2 separate regions of the Homo sapiens genome follow, and region 1 is linked to region 2. A link is an interaction called in ENCODE POLR2A ChIA-PET data of the cell type or tissue named here. Cell type or tissue: K562. All regions are shown on one strand. Each heading gives the region's core, and the rest is flanking DNA. Links, peaks and the distances in the headings are about the cores only.

Region 1 (8,299 bases), core at 300-8,299, 110 kb before region 2:
TTTTTTTTTTTTTGAGACAGATCCTTACTCTGTCACCGAGGCTGGAATGCAGTGGCATGATCTTGGCTCACTGCAACCTCTACCTCCTGTGTTCAAATGATTCTCGTGCCTCAGCCTCCTGTATACCTGGGACTACAGGCATGCACCACACACAGCTAATTTTTGTATTTTTATATTTTATTTTTAAATTTTTTTTTTCCTCCTGGGTTCAAGTGATTCTCGTGCCTCACCTCCTGAGTAGCTGGGATTACAGGTGCACACCACAATGCCCAGCTAATTTTTGTATTTTTTTTTTTTTGAGACGGAGTCTTGCTTTGTCACCCAGGCTGGAGTGTAGTGGTGTGATCTCCGCTCACTGCAAGCTCTGCCTCCCAGTTCACGCCATTTTTCTACCTCAGCCTCCCAAGTAGCTGGGACTACAGGTGCCCGCCACCATGCCCGGCTAATTTTTTGTATTTTTAGTAGAGACGGGGTTTCACCGTGTTAGCCAGGATGGTCTCGATCTCCTGACCTCGTGATCCACCCGCCTCGGCCTCCCAAAGTGCTGAGATTATAGGCGTGAGCCACCACGCCCGGCCAATTTTTGTATTTTTAGTAGAGATGGGGATTCGCCGTGTTGGCCAGGCTGGTCTTGAAGTCCTGGCCTCAAGTGATCCGCCCACCTTGGCCTCCTAAAGTTCTGGGATTATAGGCATGAGCCACCGCACATGGCCTAGACGCTGGGTTTTAAAGACTTTCAGAATTTTACAAAAATTGGGGCAGAGAACTGCCAACTTTATTTTTGGCAAGATAAGGACGTTTTTAAAACTGCTATTTATTACGATTATTTTTATTTATTTATTTTTCTTGAGATGGAGTCTCACTCTGTCACCCAGGCTGGAGTGCAGTGGCTCGATCTCGCCTCACTACAACCTCCACCTCCCGGGTTCAAGTGATTCTCCTGCTTCAGCCTCCCGAGTAGCTGGGATTACAGGCGTCTGCCACTATGCCCAGCTAATTTTTTGTATTTTTAGTAGAGATGGGGTTTCACGATGTTGGCCAGGCTGGTGTCGAACTCCTGACCTCGTGATTCGCCCGCCTCGTCCTCCCTAAGTGCTGGAATTATAGGCGTGAGCCACCGTGCCCGGCCACAGTTATTTTATTTTATAACTTTAAAATAGAGATGAGGTCTTGCTATGTTGTCTGGGCTGTTCTCCAGCTGGCTTCAGGCGATCCTCCTGCCTCAGCCTCCCAGAATGCTTGGATTATAGGCGTGAACAACCATTCCCAGCCAAAGGCTGTTTTTTTAAATTTTTGCACCATTCTCTCAAAGAGCACTGGTGTTTTGATAGCATTCCTCAAATAGCATTTCAAGGGGCTCGAGGATTGGGGAATGGAGAGGACATCACTCATGCCTGCATCATCAAGAGTAATGCTACCTACCTTTATCCACATATGGGCTCTGGTTCCAAAGCAATAAATGTTTGAAAATAGCTAGCCTGGGTGACATTCACAGTGAGACCCTTTCTCTACAAAAAAAAAAAAAAAAAGTCGGGAATGGTGGCTCATGCCTGTAATCCCAGCACTTTGGGAGGCTGAGGTGGGCAGATCATGAGGTCAGGAGATCGAGACCATCCTGGCTAACACGGTGAAACCCCGTCTCTACTAAAAATACAAAAAATTAGCCAGGAGTGGTGGCCGGCATCTGTAGTCCCAGCTACTCGGGAGGCTGAGGCAGGAGAATGGCGTGAACCTGGGAGATGGAGCTTTCAGTGAGCCGAGATTGTGCCACTGCACTCCAGACTGGCCGACAGAGCGAGACTCCATCTCAAAAAAAAATCAGCTGGGCATGGTGGCTCAAGCCTGTAATCACAGCTACTCAAGTGGCCACAGTGAGCCATGATCACGCCATTTCACTCCAGCCTTGGCCATAGAGTGAGACCCTGTCGCAAAAATAAAAAAAAAATAGCTGATGGTTTTGGGAGTCACACAGACTTGGACTGAAGTTCCCATTTGTTCTAAACTCATAAAGTTTAAAACAACCTCTCTGAGCCCCTGGAAGGTAATAACTACTTTGAAAGATGGCTGTAAAGATTACAAATACTATATAGAATACAGGTCTAGCCTTTACCAGTTGTTTAATGGTAGCTGTTAAGAATAGGTTGGTTTGGCCGGGGACAGTGGTTCACACCTGTAATCCCAGCACTTTGGGGAGCTGAAGTGGGCAGATCGCCTGAGATCAGGAGTTAAGGAACAGCCTGGCCAACATGGTGAAACCCCATCTCTACTAAAAATAAAAAATTAGCCGGGCATGATGGCATGCGCCTGAAGTCCTAGCTACTCAGGAGACTGAGGCAGGAGAATCGCTTGAACCTGGGAGGCAGAGGTTGCAGTGAGCCAAGATCACACCACTGCACTTCAGCCTGGCTGACAGTGAGACTCCATCTCAAAAAAAAAAAAAAAAAAAAAAAGAATGGATTGGTTTAGGGAGAGGAGATGTGGGGTTGAAAATAAACTACTCTGTTAGTTGTCTTTCCTACTCCAGGGCTTAGGAATGCCCCCTTTTGGTTCTACCTTTTCTGACATCCTCAAGTCCTTGACTTCTCCCAGTCATGTTCTCATCCCAGCTCTGAAGTCACCTCTATGTTGACTTTGTTATAAACTAATTTGATTCTTCTCTCCCTCTGCCCTTGACAGCATCTGTGGAACCCTCCATTCTGTGGATCAGGTGAGATATAGCACGGGCCCCAGAATTGGTTCCTGGAGAAGGAGAGGGGAGACTTAAGGGTTGGGTTCTTACATCATGTCTCTAGGGTTAATAATGGTGTTCGTCGGCCAGGCACGGTGGCTCACGCCTGTAATCCCAGCACTTTGAGAGGCCGAGGCCTGAGGTCAGGAGTTCAAGACAAGCCTGACAAACATGGTGAAACCCCGTCTCTACTAAAAATACAAAAAATTAGCTGGGCGTGGTGGTGGGCACCTGTAATCCCAGCTAGTCGAGAGGCTGAGGCAGGAAAATCATTTGAACCCAGGAGGCGGAGATTGCAGTGAGCCGAGATGGCACCATTGCACTCCAGCCTGGGCAACAAGAGCAAAACTCTTGTCTCAAAAAAAAAAAAATAATAATAATAATGGTGTTCATCTTCCTTTCCTAGTATCTCAACATCAAACTAACTGACATCAGTGTCACAGACCCTGAGAAATACCCTCACATGGTGAGTTGGGGTCTGTGGAGAAGAGGAAACACCTCTAAAGCAGGAGGCCCCTGGGTGGTTAGAGGACATTTTTAAGGGTGTTTTCATATTTGTCCATCTTTGTCTAGTTATCAGTGAAGAACTGCTTCATTCGGGGCTCAGTGGTCCGATACGTGCAGCTGCCAGCAGATGAGGTCGACACACAGTTGCTACAGGATGCGGCAAGGAAGGAAGCCCTGCAGCAGAAACAGTGATGGCTCCTCCTCCTCTTCCCCTCCCTCTTTCATTGGTGACCCATAACCCCAAGTCCCAGCCCAGAACCCCTAACCCCCAATACTTGAAGGGGTTTTGTTTTTTTACTAATGATGGTTTTGTGGGTTTTTTTTAAGGGATGAGTGGATGAGAGGAGTAATAGGGAACAGCTATCCTCTCTTGAGAAGGGGAGGATAAGTAGGCTGGGAAACTTCAAAGCCTTCCCAGTCCCCAGCACCTGCCTTTCTCACTACTTCTCTGGAGATGGTAGGAGAGTTTCCTAGGTCTTTCCAGGGCAGCATGTGATTCATTTGGGGATGGAAGGAATCTGTCCCGCATCGGGAATAAAATTTATGATGCAAATTTGTGTTTTGGTTCTGTTACTATGTGTTGGGCAGGGGGCTGGGACATGGAAAAGGATGTCGAATTCATCCAAGCCCCTGTTACTCTGCGTTAACCCAGCCAAGAATCCAACTCAGCTTCCCACTACTCTCCTTGGTATAAAGCATATAATACAGTTGCTCTACACCATGTTTCCCCAACATGTCCCTACCTGTATGTTCTCCCTGTGGCCTTTTGCTTATACCATACCTGCAACTGGAGTGCTTGCTGTCCTTCCATTAATGTGATAGTGTCATAAGATACATTTCATGCTACCAGACTTCACCAATCCAACCAAATCAGTTCATGTTTTCTGAATATGTATAGAAGATAAATACAAGTGATGTAATTTATATTTTAGAGAAAAGTTGTGACTGGGAATTACTAAACTTCATTCACTCATTCAGCAAATATGAGTTCATGATACAGATGAGACTTCTCAGCCTTAAGGGACCCTTAGAGACCATCTAGTGTGACCCTCCTTTTTGTTTTTGAGACGGGAGTCTCACTCTGTTGCCCAGGGTGGAGTGCACTGGCTTGGTCTGGCTCACTGCAACCTCCGCCTCCCGGTTCAAGCGATTCTCCTGCCACAGCTCCTGAGTAGCTGGGATTACAGATGCCCACCACCATGCCCGGCTAATTTTTTTTTTTTTTTTTTTTTTTTGAGATGGAGTCTCACTTTGTCACCCAGGCTGGACTGCAGTGGTGTGATCTTAGCTCTGCAATCTCCGCCTCCCAGGTTCAAGTGATCTTCTTGCCTCAGCTTCCCAAGTAGCTGGGCTTACAGGTGTGTGCCACCACGCCTGGCTAATTTTTGTATTTTTACAAATACTGCAGCTCTGTCGCCAGGCTGGAGTGCAGTGGCACGATCTCAGTTCACTGCAACCTCAACCTCCAGGGTTCAAGCAATTCCCTGCCTCAGGCTCCGGGGTAGCTGGGATTACAGGCGCCTGCCACCACACCTGGCTAATTTTTGTATTTTTAGTAGAGACGGGGTTTCACCATCTTGGCCTGGCTGGTCTTGAACTCCTGACCTGGTGATCCACCCGCCCTGGCCTCCCAGAGTGCTGGGATTACAGGCGTGAGACGGGCTTTCACCACCTTGGCCAGGCTAGTCTTGAACTTCTGACCTCAGGTGATCCGCCCACCTCGGCCTCCCAAAGTGCTGGGATTATAGGCGTGAGCCACTGCGCCCGGCCGTCACCCTTTTTTCATACATGAGGAGATGAGGCTCAAAGAGGAAGCTGGACGCCAGGGCCTCGGCAAATGGACCTCCCCTTCGGTCCTCATCAGGCGGCTCCCTGCTGGGCACCTCCCCGCTACCGGGTGGGGAACGCCCTCCACCGGCAGGGCCGGCCGACCCTCTTGGGCCAGTTCCCTAGCTGCCCGCTGGGCGCCGCCCTCGCCACCCGGCCGAGGACCCGCACAAGGTGCCCGTGGCGGCGCCTGACGGGAGCGTCGTGCTCAGGGGTGTCCTCTCGTCCTGCGTCCGCGCCCAGCGCCCCGCGCCCCGCGCTGTTCCTCGTGAGACCGGCGGGCGGCGAGCCGCGCGGCCCCCGGGGCAGTGTCGGACACGGCGGGCGCGCACTCGCAGGCGGGGCACGGCCGCCCCCGCCAGGACCCGCAGGCCCGGAAACGCTCCCTGTCACAAAGGGGGGAACACGTGGGCGCCGGCTGCCGGGGCGGCGATCTTAGGGAACTAGGGTCACCTGGAGAGCCGCCCACCGTCTCTGCCCGCTCGACTCCTCCGCCCGGGCCGCTCGGCCGGTCCAGCCGCGGCCGGCGCCTGGCTGTGAGGTGGATTCCCGGCCCAGTCTGACCATCTCCCTCCAGTACGTACACGCGGCTCGAACCCGCATCCAACCAGACGCCGACCCGCTCCTGAGAGCCTTCCACACTCCCCGAAGCCCCGCGATGGTGGATAGTTCCTCTTCCCCAGGAACTCCCCACTGACACTGCCCCTCTGAGAGCCAGGTCCTCGGCTCCTGACAGCCTGCCTGGTCAGACCCTCAGTCCTATGGGACTCGGGTGTCTGCGGCGAAGGAGCTCCCGTGAGGGTCCCCTCTCTACTCAAACATAGGACCCACCTCGATCCCGCAGTCTTCCCCTGTCTCTCTTTCTCCTTAGGTTTTTCCACTTCGTTCGGACCTTCTCATAACTATGTCCACCCTCTACGTCTCCCCTCACCCAGATGCCTTCCCCAGCCTCCGAGCCCTCATAGCCGCTCGCTATGGGGAGGCTGGGGAGGGTCCCGGATGGGGAGGAGCCCACCCCCGCATCTGTCTCCAGCCACCCCCGACTAGCAGGACTCCCTTTCCCCCACCCCGCCTGCCGGCCCTGGAGCAGGGGCCCGGTGGGCTCTGGGTGTGGGGGGCCACGGCTGTGGCCCAGCTGCTGTGGCCAGCAGGCCTGGGGGGCCCAGGGGGCAGCCGGGCGGCTGTCCTTGTCCAACAGTGGGTCAGTTACGCCGACACGGAGTTAATACCAGCTGCCTGTGGAGCAACGCTGCCGGCCCTGGGACTCCGAAGCTCGGCCCAGGACCCCCAGGTGAGGGGGTTGTACAGAAGAGGGGGAGGGGAGAAATTCAGAGGAGGGAAGCGAGGACTGGAATGGACAATGAGACAAGAAGGTAGTACATCAGATGTGGGAAAAGAGTGATCAAATCCCAGATTGCCAACTGGTATGGTAACCCTGGGCACGTTTCATAGACCCGCTGTGTCTTGGTCTTCCTATGTCTATGAACACGCAGGCAAGTTGATGTAATGCTTGCCTCACTGAGTTAATAGGATTAAAAGATGTGCGCAGAGCACATAGTTTAGTGCCAGGCACTTTTAAAGTCTCTTAGTAAAAGTTTGATGAGTCTGAAATTGATGAGGATAGAAGTTATTTGAATTGTAGGAAAAGACTGGGTGAGGGAGAGATGACAATTGCTGGGAGGAGATAAAAGAGAAATGAAATGAGGAAGGTAAGTGAGAGGAGAGATAACCCTGCCAGATTGTAACTATCAGTCCTTCCAAAGGAGACCTGTGCCTTGGTGTACTTTCAACTCTGCCTCCTTGCATGGTATTGAGCACATGATGGAAAATTAGTATTTCTTGAATGGATGAATGAATGTGGCAGACCCTGACTTGCTCCCTCATATTGTGATCACCCTATCTACAATAGAGTCCTTGCATTCAGAATGTCTGTCCAAACAAACAAATAAAATAGAGTCCCTCTCTTCTGGAATTCCCTGTTTGTTCCCCTCTTTTATTTCTTTTCTTTTCTTTTTTTTTTTTTTTTTTGAGACAGAATCTCCTTCTGTTGCCCAGGCTGGAGTGCCACGGTGCGATGGTGCGATCTCAGCTCACTGCTCAAGCGATTCTCCTGCCTCAGCCTTCTGAGTAGCTGGGATTACAGGCGCCCACCACCTTGTCCGGCTAATTTTTTGTATTTTTAGTAGAGATGGGGTTTTGTCATGTTGACCAGGCTGGTCTCGAACTCCTAACCTCAGATGGTCTGCTCGCCTCGGCCTCCCAAAGTGCTGAGATTATAGGTGTGAGCCACCACGCCTGGCCCCTGTTCCCCTCATTCTGCTTTATTTTTCTTCATAGGAGTTAAGAAAAATAGGGCACTTCATTTTATATTTGCTCATTTGTTGTTCCCCTACAAGAATGTTAACTCTACCAGGTCAGGGTTCTGTCCATCTGTTCGTGTTTTCCTCTCATTCCCTGGAGAAGTACTTAATACATATTTATTGATGTTCTGAACCTGGCAGTTATTGAGATGCCTCATATAATCTTTACTTCTATGCTTAACATATTGCATCTAACACATAAGTATTGAGTAGGGATTTGTTGGATGAGTCAGAAGTGTTTTGTTTTTTTTTTTCTGAGACGGAGTCTCGCTGTGTTGCCCAGGCTGGAGTGCAGTGGCGTGATCTCGGCTCACTGCAAGCTCCACCTCCTGGGTTCATGCCATTCTCCTGCCTCAGCCTCCCGAGTAGCTGGGACTACAGGCGCCCGCCACCACGCCTGGCTATTTTTTTTTTGTATTTTTAGTAGAGATGAGGTTTCACCATGTTAGCCAGGATGGTCTCGATCTCCTGACCTCGTGATCCGCCCAGAAGTATTTTTATTGTGACTATTTGAGTGAAGAAATGGGACTCAGAGGTGGTGATTTGTGAGAGTGGGGTGGAGGGAGGCCACATGGATTGGGTTGTGGTGGGAGATGGAGGTGGGCCAAACCTTGTCTCACACTTCTTCCCCTTCCTGCCAGGCTGTGCTGGGGGCCCTGGGCAGGGCCCTGAGCCCCTTGGAGGAGTGGCTTCGGCTGCACACCTACTTGGCCGGGGAGGCCCCCACTCTGGCTGACCTGGCGGCTGTCACAGCCTTGCTGCTGCCTTTCCGATACGTGAGTCACCAGGCCTGGGGAAGAACAAGACTGCTCTCCTCAGACCTCACTGTAGGGTGACTGAGAAGAGTCATTTATTTCCTGTTCCAGGTCCTAGACCC
Region 2 (8,324 bases), core at 227-8,226:
AGCTGAGTGAGGTGGCATTATTACCTTTATTTGTAAATGTGAGAAAACAGAGGCAAAAAGAGGTTAAGTGACCCATTCGGAGTCATAGAGCAAGAAAGTGGCTAAGTCCAGATTTGAGAGCAGGTCTGAGCAAAGCCTGCCTGAAATTTGCTTTTAGTCATCTTGTTTTGTTTTGCCATTTACCTTTTTGTATAATTTTTCTATTGCTCTCTGTTAGTCAAATTATTTTTGAAATGTCAAAAAATTTCTGTGCAGAAAATAAAAACCCTCAAAATAGAGTGCTAGGAGCTCAGGGGGTGGGGGACGAATATAGTCAAGTATTAAGACACAGCTAGGCCGGGCGCGGTGGCTCACACCTGTAATCCCAGCACTTTGGAAGGCCGAGGCGGGTGGATCACGAGGTCAGGAGATCAAGACCATCCTGGCTAACATGGTGAAACCCCATCTCTGCTAAAGGTACAAAAATTAGCCGGGCATGGTGGTGGCAGGCACCTGTAGTCCCAGCTACTTGGAGGCTGAGGCGGGAGAATGGCGTGAAGCCGGGAGGCAGAGCTTGCAGTGATCCGAGATCGTGCCACTGCACTCCAGCCTGGGCGACAGAGTGAGACTCCATCTCAAAAAAAAAAAAAAAAAAAAAGACACAGCTCCCACTGCCGTCAAAAAACGTGGAGCTGGTGAGGTGGTTCATGCCTATAATCCCAGCACTTTCGGAAGCCAAGGCAGGAGGATCGCTTCAGCCCAGGAGTTGGAGACCAGCCTGGGCAACATAGTAAGACCTTGTCTCTAAAGAAAATTTTAAAAATTAGCTGGGCATGGTAGCACATGTCTGTAGTCCCAGCTACTCCAGAGGCTAAGGTAGGAGGATCACTTGGGCCTGGGAGTTTGAGGCTGCAGTGAGCTATGATTGCACCAACTGCATTCCAGCCTGGGCAACAGCACGAGACCCTGCCTCAAAAAAAAAAAAAAAGGCATGTGGACTGGCTCAGTGGGGTGGCCCGAGGTTCGGATGGGCTGTAGGGCAACACTGATCCATGGCTGCAGGAGTTGAGGAAGGGATGTAGTTGTGAGGATGGAAGTCAGAGCTTCCTTCAACGGGTGGCCCCACATGGCAGAGGAGCCCACTGTGGGCGTGACTTCCCTCCTCTCTGTCTCACTCAACCTTGGGTCTGTCAGTGTGATCTGCTGGGAGATTTCTAAGCTTCTAAGACAGCACCCTATAAGGGACCCAGGTGGGGAATAGACCGTGACCAGCCAGCGACCCCTACTACCCGTCACTCAAAAGCACTAGCACCTTCAGCCACTCCTCCTGGGGATGGGTCAGACTTAGTTTTTTAGAAAAGCAGAGTGTTAGGTTCTTAGCTTGGAAGAGGGCAGACAGGCCAGTCCTGATACCTGATGGGGCATACCATCTCCCCTGATTTTCTGGTCCTGTTAGAATTTTCCATCTGAGAATTGGGAGGGTATTGACCTCCGCTTGGTTTCCCCATGATGTGTGGGGATCAGACCCCTGGATAACGAAGGTGTTGTTGAGGGTGGGTAGGAGAGCCTCCCCTGAGTTCTCAGTACCCCTTTGCCTCTCGTGCCCACTGCAGAGGCAGCTTGCCAACTACAACTTTGACTTCCGGAGCTGGCCAGTCGACTTCCACTGGGAAGAACCCAGCAGCCGGTGAGGCCCCAGTTCTTTTGCTGTATCTCTCCCCTTAGAACCATTCCAGAAAATCTCTGCTCTGCCCTCCCACCTCCATGCCCTCTCAGGTCACAGTGCCTGCCTTCCAATGCCATTATGTCGTTCCTAGACCCCACTGTTCTCCAGACCTCAGACATCCAGCTTGCTGCTCCTGACCCTATCCTTCCCTGCATCTTTCCCTTCCTCAGGAAGGAGTCTCGAGGGGGCCCTTCCCGCCGGGGTGTGGCCCTGCTTCGCCCAGAGCCCCTGCACCGGGGGACAGCAGACACCCTCCTCAACCGGGTTAAGAAGCTGCCTTGTCAGATCACCAGGTGGGAAACAGCAGCGAGGAGAGGCCCACTGGGGTGGAGGGGCCATTTCAGGAGTGCTCTGGGAGTGGGCGCTCCATTGTAAAATAGCTGTCACTCATTGGGCCTAGTGCTGTATGGTTTGTGTAGATCATTTATGGCAAAGTCATTTTTATCCATATTTATGTTTGAAGAAAAGAGGCTCAGAGAGGTCTGGAGTCTCAAATGTAGTAAGTAAAGAACTGGGATATGAACAAAAGCTCCTTCAGTGAGGCTGAAAAGGAGCAGTGGGGGTGGGGTGGGGGTGGGGAGGACACACACTTGTAGCTAGGGCAGGCTCTGGTAGCATCTGTGTACCCATCGTGGCCCCTCTGCCCTGTTGTTATTCCACCTTGGCTCCGGGCCCCTGTGTGCCTCAGTGTCTGCACCTGTGATGAACCTGCCCTGCAAGGTTGCTGAGGAGATTAAGTAAGGTAACATGTTCTGAAGGGCTCCTGCCTTGCCTGGGTGCTTGAGAGCACATGGTAAATCCCAAATAAAGCTCAGTCGTGGGTACTGATGATGTCAGAAGGAACGGAAATAACCACCTATATCTTATAGTGGAACAGACACTGGGAATTTTCTTTTGCTGGGAGTTAGGAGGCAGCTTCTAGAATACCAAGGAACAGGGTGGACTTAGTGGTTGGTTGTTGACAGTGTGCTAATTAGTCAGGGAGGCAAGCCATATTTGAGGTTTTGAATTATAACCATCATTTTTTAAAGCATTATTTATTTGGGGACCTTTAATATGTTGTACTTATATTTTAACAGAATCATAATCTGATGATAACTTTGCATTTACTTATTATGTATAGACAGTTACATCATAAAACTCTCAGAATTCTGTACATACAGGATATGTGTGCACTGAGCCACAATATAAAATGTTTATCTTACAAAGGTTGCAGTAAGAAAAGTTTGCAAAACACTAGCCTGGTACATATTTCATTAAGGCTTGAAAGAGGAAAGTAAAGCTGTGAAGGTCAGGGGTAAAGCAGGCCTTACAGTCTGTGAGTGCTAGGGCTGGGATGGTCCCCAGCACAGTCCCCAGGCCTCAACAGGGTTGGGGTTTGTTAACCTGTGTTCCCCACAGCTACCTGGTGGCGCACACCCTAGGGCGCCGGATGCTGTATCCAGGCTCTGTGTACCTGCTGCAGAAGGCCCTCATGCCTGTGCTGCTGCAGGGCCAGGCCCGACTGGTGGAAGAGGTGAGGCTTCCCTGCCCGCACATCCCCTAAAGCCCTCCCCTCTCACCCCCACCCACCCCGCCCCACCCCTGTGATGTGGCCTCCTGACCCTTGCATCTTGGCCATTGCGTCTTCCGTACTCAGTGTAATGGGCGCCGGGCAAAGCTGCTGGCCTGTGATGGCAATGAGATTGACACCATGTTTGTGGACCGGCGGGGGACAGCTGAGCCCCAGGGACAGAAGCTGGTAAGAGGGAGCAGAGAGCCCAGAGGTGGGGTGAGTGTGAGGAAGGCAGTAGAGGTCTGGGGACCCCAATGCTATAGCACCTCCCTGAAGGAACCACTACTGGGGATAATCTCATGTCCTAGCTCCACGCTAAAGACCTTGTGATGTAGTGAAACCCTGTGATAGAGAAACAGATGAAGTAGGAGAGACGTTCAAGGACGAGAAACTAATATTAATAGTTACCACTTTGACAGCACTTCACACTTATATATATTTAATTCTCATATATATATGAAGCATATATATTTAATTCTCAAAAGAATCCCGTGAGATAGGTACTGCTTATATTAGCCCATTTTACAGGAGATGAAACTGGGGCACAGAAAACCTTTCCTGGACCTCACAGTAAGTGGTAGAGCTGGTATTTGGACCCAGGCAGCCTGGCCTCAAAGTCTCCTACCTCCATGAAGCAGCCGTGGAAAGAGCGCTAAGCCAGGAGTCTAGGGAGCTGGGTTCTAGTCCTGGCTCTGCCCATCTGTTATGAGAGTTCATGCAAATCCCACCATTCGTGGGTTTCAGCTTGGGGCGCCATGGCATTACAGTTTATCTGACCATAAGACTGGAGCTCAGAGAGGGATAGGGAGAGCAATCAGCATACCACACAATAGCAATGGTCACAGAAGATAACAGACCCGAAAACGAGAAAGGAAAAACATCTCCATAGTCCCCTTCCTGAAAGAGATCCAGCTGGTAATCTTCCAAGGAAAAGACATGGCTGGGTGGTCGAGCAGGTCAGCCTCTGAGGAGTATTTGTAATCCCTTTGCTTCTCCTCTTATGGACCCTGTGGAATGAGAAGCTTCCATTCCCCTTGGAGAAAACAGAAACCTGCCCTTTCCTCTTCCCTGCAAAGCTCTTCATGGGCTGCCCTCCCTGCCCAAAGGGAGTTTTTCAGTCCCAACTTGGCCCCCCAGCCCTTCCTTCCTGCCTCCTTCCTAGGTGATCTGCTGTGAGGGGAATGCTGGGTTTTATGAGGTGGGCTGCGTCTCCACGCCCCTGGAAGGTAGGACGGTGACTCAGCCTCCTTATCTCCGCCCTTTGAAAGGGAATGTCCCTGCCTCCCACACTGACCTGACCTCCCCTGGCCTCTGCTTTCTCTGGGTGAGGTTTTGAGTCTCTCAGCTTTAGGGAAAAGTCCACTCGCCATTTGCTTTGATAACCTTACATCCCTCCCCTGGCCTGTGTCCCTAGCTATTATGCTTTTCATTCTGTTCCATTCCCCCACCACACACCCCACACAATCACATGCTGCTCCCTGTGCTGCCTCAGAACCTCTGGTGTCATCTCCTATTTCTGGGAAGGCTTGGAGTTATTTGCATCTAAGCTGGGGGGTACTTCTGCTCTTCCTTCCCCCAGGGATGGAGAAAGGGCTGTGGGCCACAAGGTCTCAGTCCCTCCTCCCCCTGTGTTACAGCTGGATATTCAGTCCTGGGCTGGAATCATCCAGGCTTTGCTGGAAGCACGGTGAGACCATCTCAGGAATCCCTTCCTTTTCCTGAATTATGTCTGTTTCCCTCTGGTCAGCCATTGGAGGGAGGAGAGGGGCTGTGGATTTCTTGAAGGCGTCCCACTCACCTGAGGGCTGGGGTCTAGGAGGTTGTGAAGGCAGCATTGGGAGCCATGCCCCCATCCCCACAGTGCGGGGCTAGCAGGAGAGGAGGAGGTAGATCTCATTGTACACATCCGTCTTCTGGAGAGAACAACCTCTCCTACCATCCCTTCCTTCTACACCTTCTCTGCCTGTCATAGGTGGCTGCAGGAGGGGTCCACGTTGGGAGGGACAGGTGAGCTGGCCTTTGGTGCTGACACACTCCTGACTTTGCCCTTTCTCCTGCAGGGGGTGCCATTCCCGCAGAATGAGGCTAATGCCATGGATGTGGTGGTCCAGTTTGCCATCCACCGCCTAGGCTTCCAGCCCCAGGACATCATCATCTACGCCTGGTCCATCGGCGGCTTCACTGGTACCAGCCTCCCTCCCATCCCCCACTGTAGACACATTCATGACCACCCAGCCCCACCCGGGAGAGGTGGGGAAATGGGGTGGGGTGGAGGCTCAAGGAAGAAGAGAGAGGAAGTAGAATCTCTGAGTGGGCCTGGAAGAAGCTATCCTATTTGCATACACTTCACCTTTCCTTCCCCTCTTGTGCCCAGTCATTAAAAGGAAAAGCAGACCCAGGTCCTGGGTGGGGAGATCAGGGAAAGTGAATGTTTCCTGCCCATTATCTTCAGTGCACTATCTCCAGTGTTCTATCCCCATCCTCTCCAGATAGTTCCCTAACCAAGTGAAGTAGGTTAAGAAAAAAACAAGGGATAACATAGGGGGAATGGGGTTGGCCTATAGGGTCAGTGGGATGAGAGCATGGGTGGTGGGGAGAAAGGAGCCTTTCTCAGTTCTTACTCTTCTTCCCTGCCCTGGTACCAGCCACGTGGGCAGCCATGTCCTACCCAGATGTTAGTGCCATGATCCTGGATGCCTCCTTTGATGACCTGGTGCCCTTGGCCTTGAAGGTCATGCCAGACAGCTGGAGTGAGTGCAGCTCCCAGGCCTGCCCTTCCTGGGAAGGGGTGGGCTGGAACTGGGAACTGTTCTGAGATGGCTCCCTTTTCTTGGGTGGGGAGTAAGTCGCCCCATTGTTGGAAGCAGGAGGACTCCTTTGTCTGGGGGCCTCAGTTTTCTTTCTCCGTGAATAGTGAGGACCTTTATGTTGGGCAAGGGCTTTGTCTCTGCCATCCCTTCACCTTTATCCCACTCTAGGGGGCCTGGTGACCAGGACCGTGAGGCAGCATCTCAATCTAAACAACGCGGAGCAGCTGTGCAGGTGAGGGCCGGCCAGCGTCCGGCATTGAACACCTGCCCCCCATACAGCTCTGCTGGGCGCTCAAACCCTGAAACTAGTACTAAAGTGCAAGTTGGTAAAAGGCCACTGGCTCACATCCTGAGTGACCCTGCCACCACCTCAACTGGCCTAACCCCTCCCAGGTCCCCTGGGACTCTGGACCACCTCAGGATCTGGCAACCAAAGGGTTAAGGCCTGGCACGGCAGGGGTCTCCCAGCAGGGCCAGACTGAACCATGCCCCTTAAATAATCCCCTCTCACCCCTGAGTGAAGGGCTAGGTCAAGGGCTGTGCTATAGCAAGGGGAGGGTAAGAATGCTACCAGTGCAGGGATAGGGGTGGGCCAGTTGTCACCCGTCTCCCTCTGAGCTCTCCCTTCCCACTGCTCTGTTCTCTGAAGATACCAGGGTCCTGTACTGCTGATCCGGAGAACCAAGGATGAGATCATCACCACCACGTGAGTGCGTGGGAATCTCGGCCCTCAGGAACCCCAGAGATGGCCAGGAACTTGTCCCTTCTACCTCTGCCCACCAGAAACCTGGGTATCTAGACCCTTCCTCCTAACCTCCAGCCCCTCCAGGGTACATTCTTCTCACCCCCAGGGTTCCTGAGGACATCATGTCCAACCGAGGCAATGACCTCCTGCTGAAGCTCCTGCAGCATCGGTGAGAGCCAGGGTGTGTGCGCGCTGGGGGCAGTGTACACACACAGATACTGATACCAGCACAGGGAAGGAGGGAGGAAGGTTCAGGGATGGTGAATGAAAAAAAATCAGCCCTGACCTGTCCTGGCACTTCCTCCGTAGGTATCCCCGGGTGATGGCAGAGGAGGGTCTTCGAGTGGTGAGGCAGTGGTTGGAGGCCTCCTCACAGCTGGAGGAAGGTGAGAAGGGATCCAGTGAGGCTTGGGGCGGGGGCCCAGCAAGGTCAGGTTGCTGACTGGCTGTCATCTCTCTCCCTGACCAGCCTCAATTTATAGCCGATGGGAGGTGGAAGAGGACTGGTGTCTGTCTGTCCTCCGCTCCTACCAGGCAGAACACGGGCCCGACTTCCCCTGGAGCGTGGGTAAGGAGCTCCTGGGGCAGGAGAGAGGGTGGGAAGGGCCTAGGAAGGGGATGAATACCCAGATGTGTGGCCTATTTTGAGCGCCTCCTCTCTGCAGGGGAGGACATGAGTGCAGATGGACGGCGGCAGCTGGCTTTGTTTCTGGTGAGCTAAGGAGTGGGAAGTGGGAAGGGTTCTTGAATGGCCAGGGCTCACATAGGGGGACTGGGGATACCCTATAAGCATTGGAAGTGGCAGCTTTTGTAGAGTGGGTGGTGGATGCGGAAGTGGAGGGTGGGGAGGGAGTCCAGTGGCTGCCCCTCCCAACAGTGCTCTGTACCCCACCTGTCCCACCTCCTTTCCTCAGGCTCGGAAGCATCTGCACAACTTTGAGGCCACTCACTGCACCCCACTCCCAGCCCAGAACTTCCAGATGCCCTGGCACCTCTAGGGACCAACTGGGACTCATTATGGAAGAATGGGGTGAGAGGAGACATGAGGAAAGACCCTCTTATTTGTGATTCTCTGTGTTCATGTTGCTGTTTATAGTTTGTGGAAAGTGGGGGACCATCCCCCTTCTCACCACTGTTCCTCTTGCACGTTTCCCCTCATTCATGTGGCTGTACTTAACCTTCTCCAACATACATCCTGCATTACATGAATGGATTATTCCTAATAATTAATAAAAAGGTATTTTTTCTACTATCAGGCTAATTGTATAACTTCTCAAGTGTCCAGGGAGCCAGGGGCAGGTAGTGGGGAGAGCAGAGGCCCCAAAGAGCTGGGCTTTGGGAAACCCTAACTCTAGACAATCTAGCTAATCTAACCCTTCCCATCTCTGTGTCCCCCTAGGCCTTCAGCCCCTAACCTGAGCTTTCCTCAGGCAGCAGGTCCCCAAACCTCCCCGGTCCCTGATGTGCCTACTGTTATCACAACTGTGCAGCCTCCCTGGCCCCTCCCGC

The links. ChIA-PET counts read pairs that join two places held together with the same protein. Peaks named below come from ENCODE experiments on the same cell type or tissue, not always from the same donor. Only the 100,000 strongest peaks of a DNase experiment are listed, where the experiment ranks them.
Region 1: POLR2A ChIA-PET joins it to region 2 with 10 read pairs; 17 of 35 experiments call an interaction of 5 or more read pairs at or near these places.

Annotation. Positions count from the first base shown.
Region 1 is chr6:31,792,885-31,801,183 of GRCh38, reverse strand. VARS1 (valyl-tRNA synthetase 1) reads left to right here and starts at 5,432. Exons shown (of 30, transcript NM_006295.3): 1 at 5,432-5,638; 2 at 5,934-6,353; 3 at 8,064-8,198; 4 at 8,289-8,299. The coding sequence starts at 5,967. LSM2 (LSM2 homolog, U6 small nuclear RNA and mRNA degradation associated) reads left to right here. Exons shown (of 5, transcript NM_021177.5): 3 at 2,677-2,707; 4 at 3,135-3,194; 5 at 3,302-3,788. The coding sequence ends at 3,427. RefSeq lists enhancers at 4,980-5,834, 7,979-8,299. In K562, for the core only: a CTCF peak has its summit at 5,164 (motif pointing left); DNase peaks (open chromatin) are centred at 5,153, 5,443, 6,173, 6,813 and 1 weaker place; H3K4me3 peaks cover 2,732 bases.
Region 2 is chr6:31,686,701-31,695,024 of GRCh38, reverse strand. It overlaps ABHD16A (abhydrolase domain containing 16A, phospholipase), which reads left to right. Exons shown (of 20, transcript NM_021160.3): 6 at 1,593-1,666; 7 at 1,876-1,998; 8 at 3,107-3,221; 9 at 3,345-3,446; 10 at 4,423-4,486; 11 at 4,898-4,947; 12 at 5,321-5,444; 13 at 5,906-6,010; 14 at 6,239-6,302; 15 at 6,720-6,776; 16 at 6,922-6,984; 17 at 7,125-7,201; 18 at 7,285-7,383; 19 at 7,481-7,527; 1 more. The coding sequence ends at 7,813. LOC105375019 (a long non-coding RNA gene) reads right to left here. Exons shown (of 3, transcript XR_007059543.1): 3 at 8,175-8,324. It overlaps LOC105375018 (a long non-coding RNA gene), which reads right to left and starts at 5,376. Exons shown (of 2, transcript XR_926696.2): 1 at 5,059-5,376; 2 at 3,709-4,267. In K562, for the core only: CTCF peaks have their summits at 3,883 and 5,315 (motif pointing right); DNase peaks (open chromatin) are centred at 3,280, 4,074, 4,534 and 5,286; H3K4me3 peaks cover 578 bases.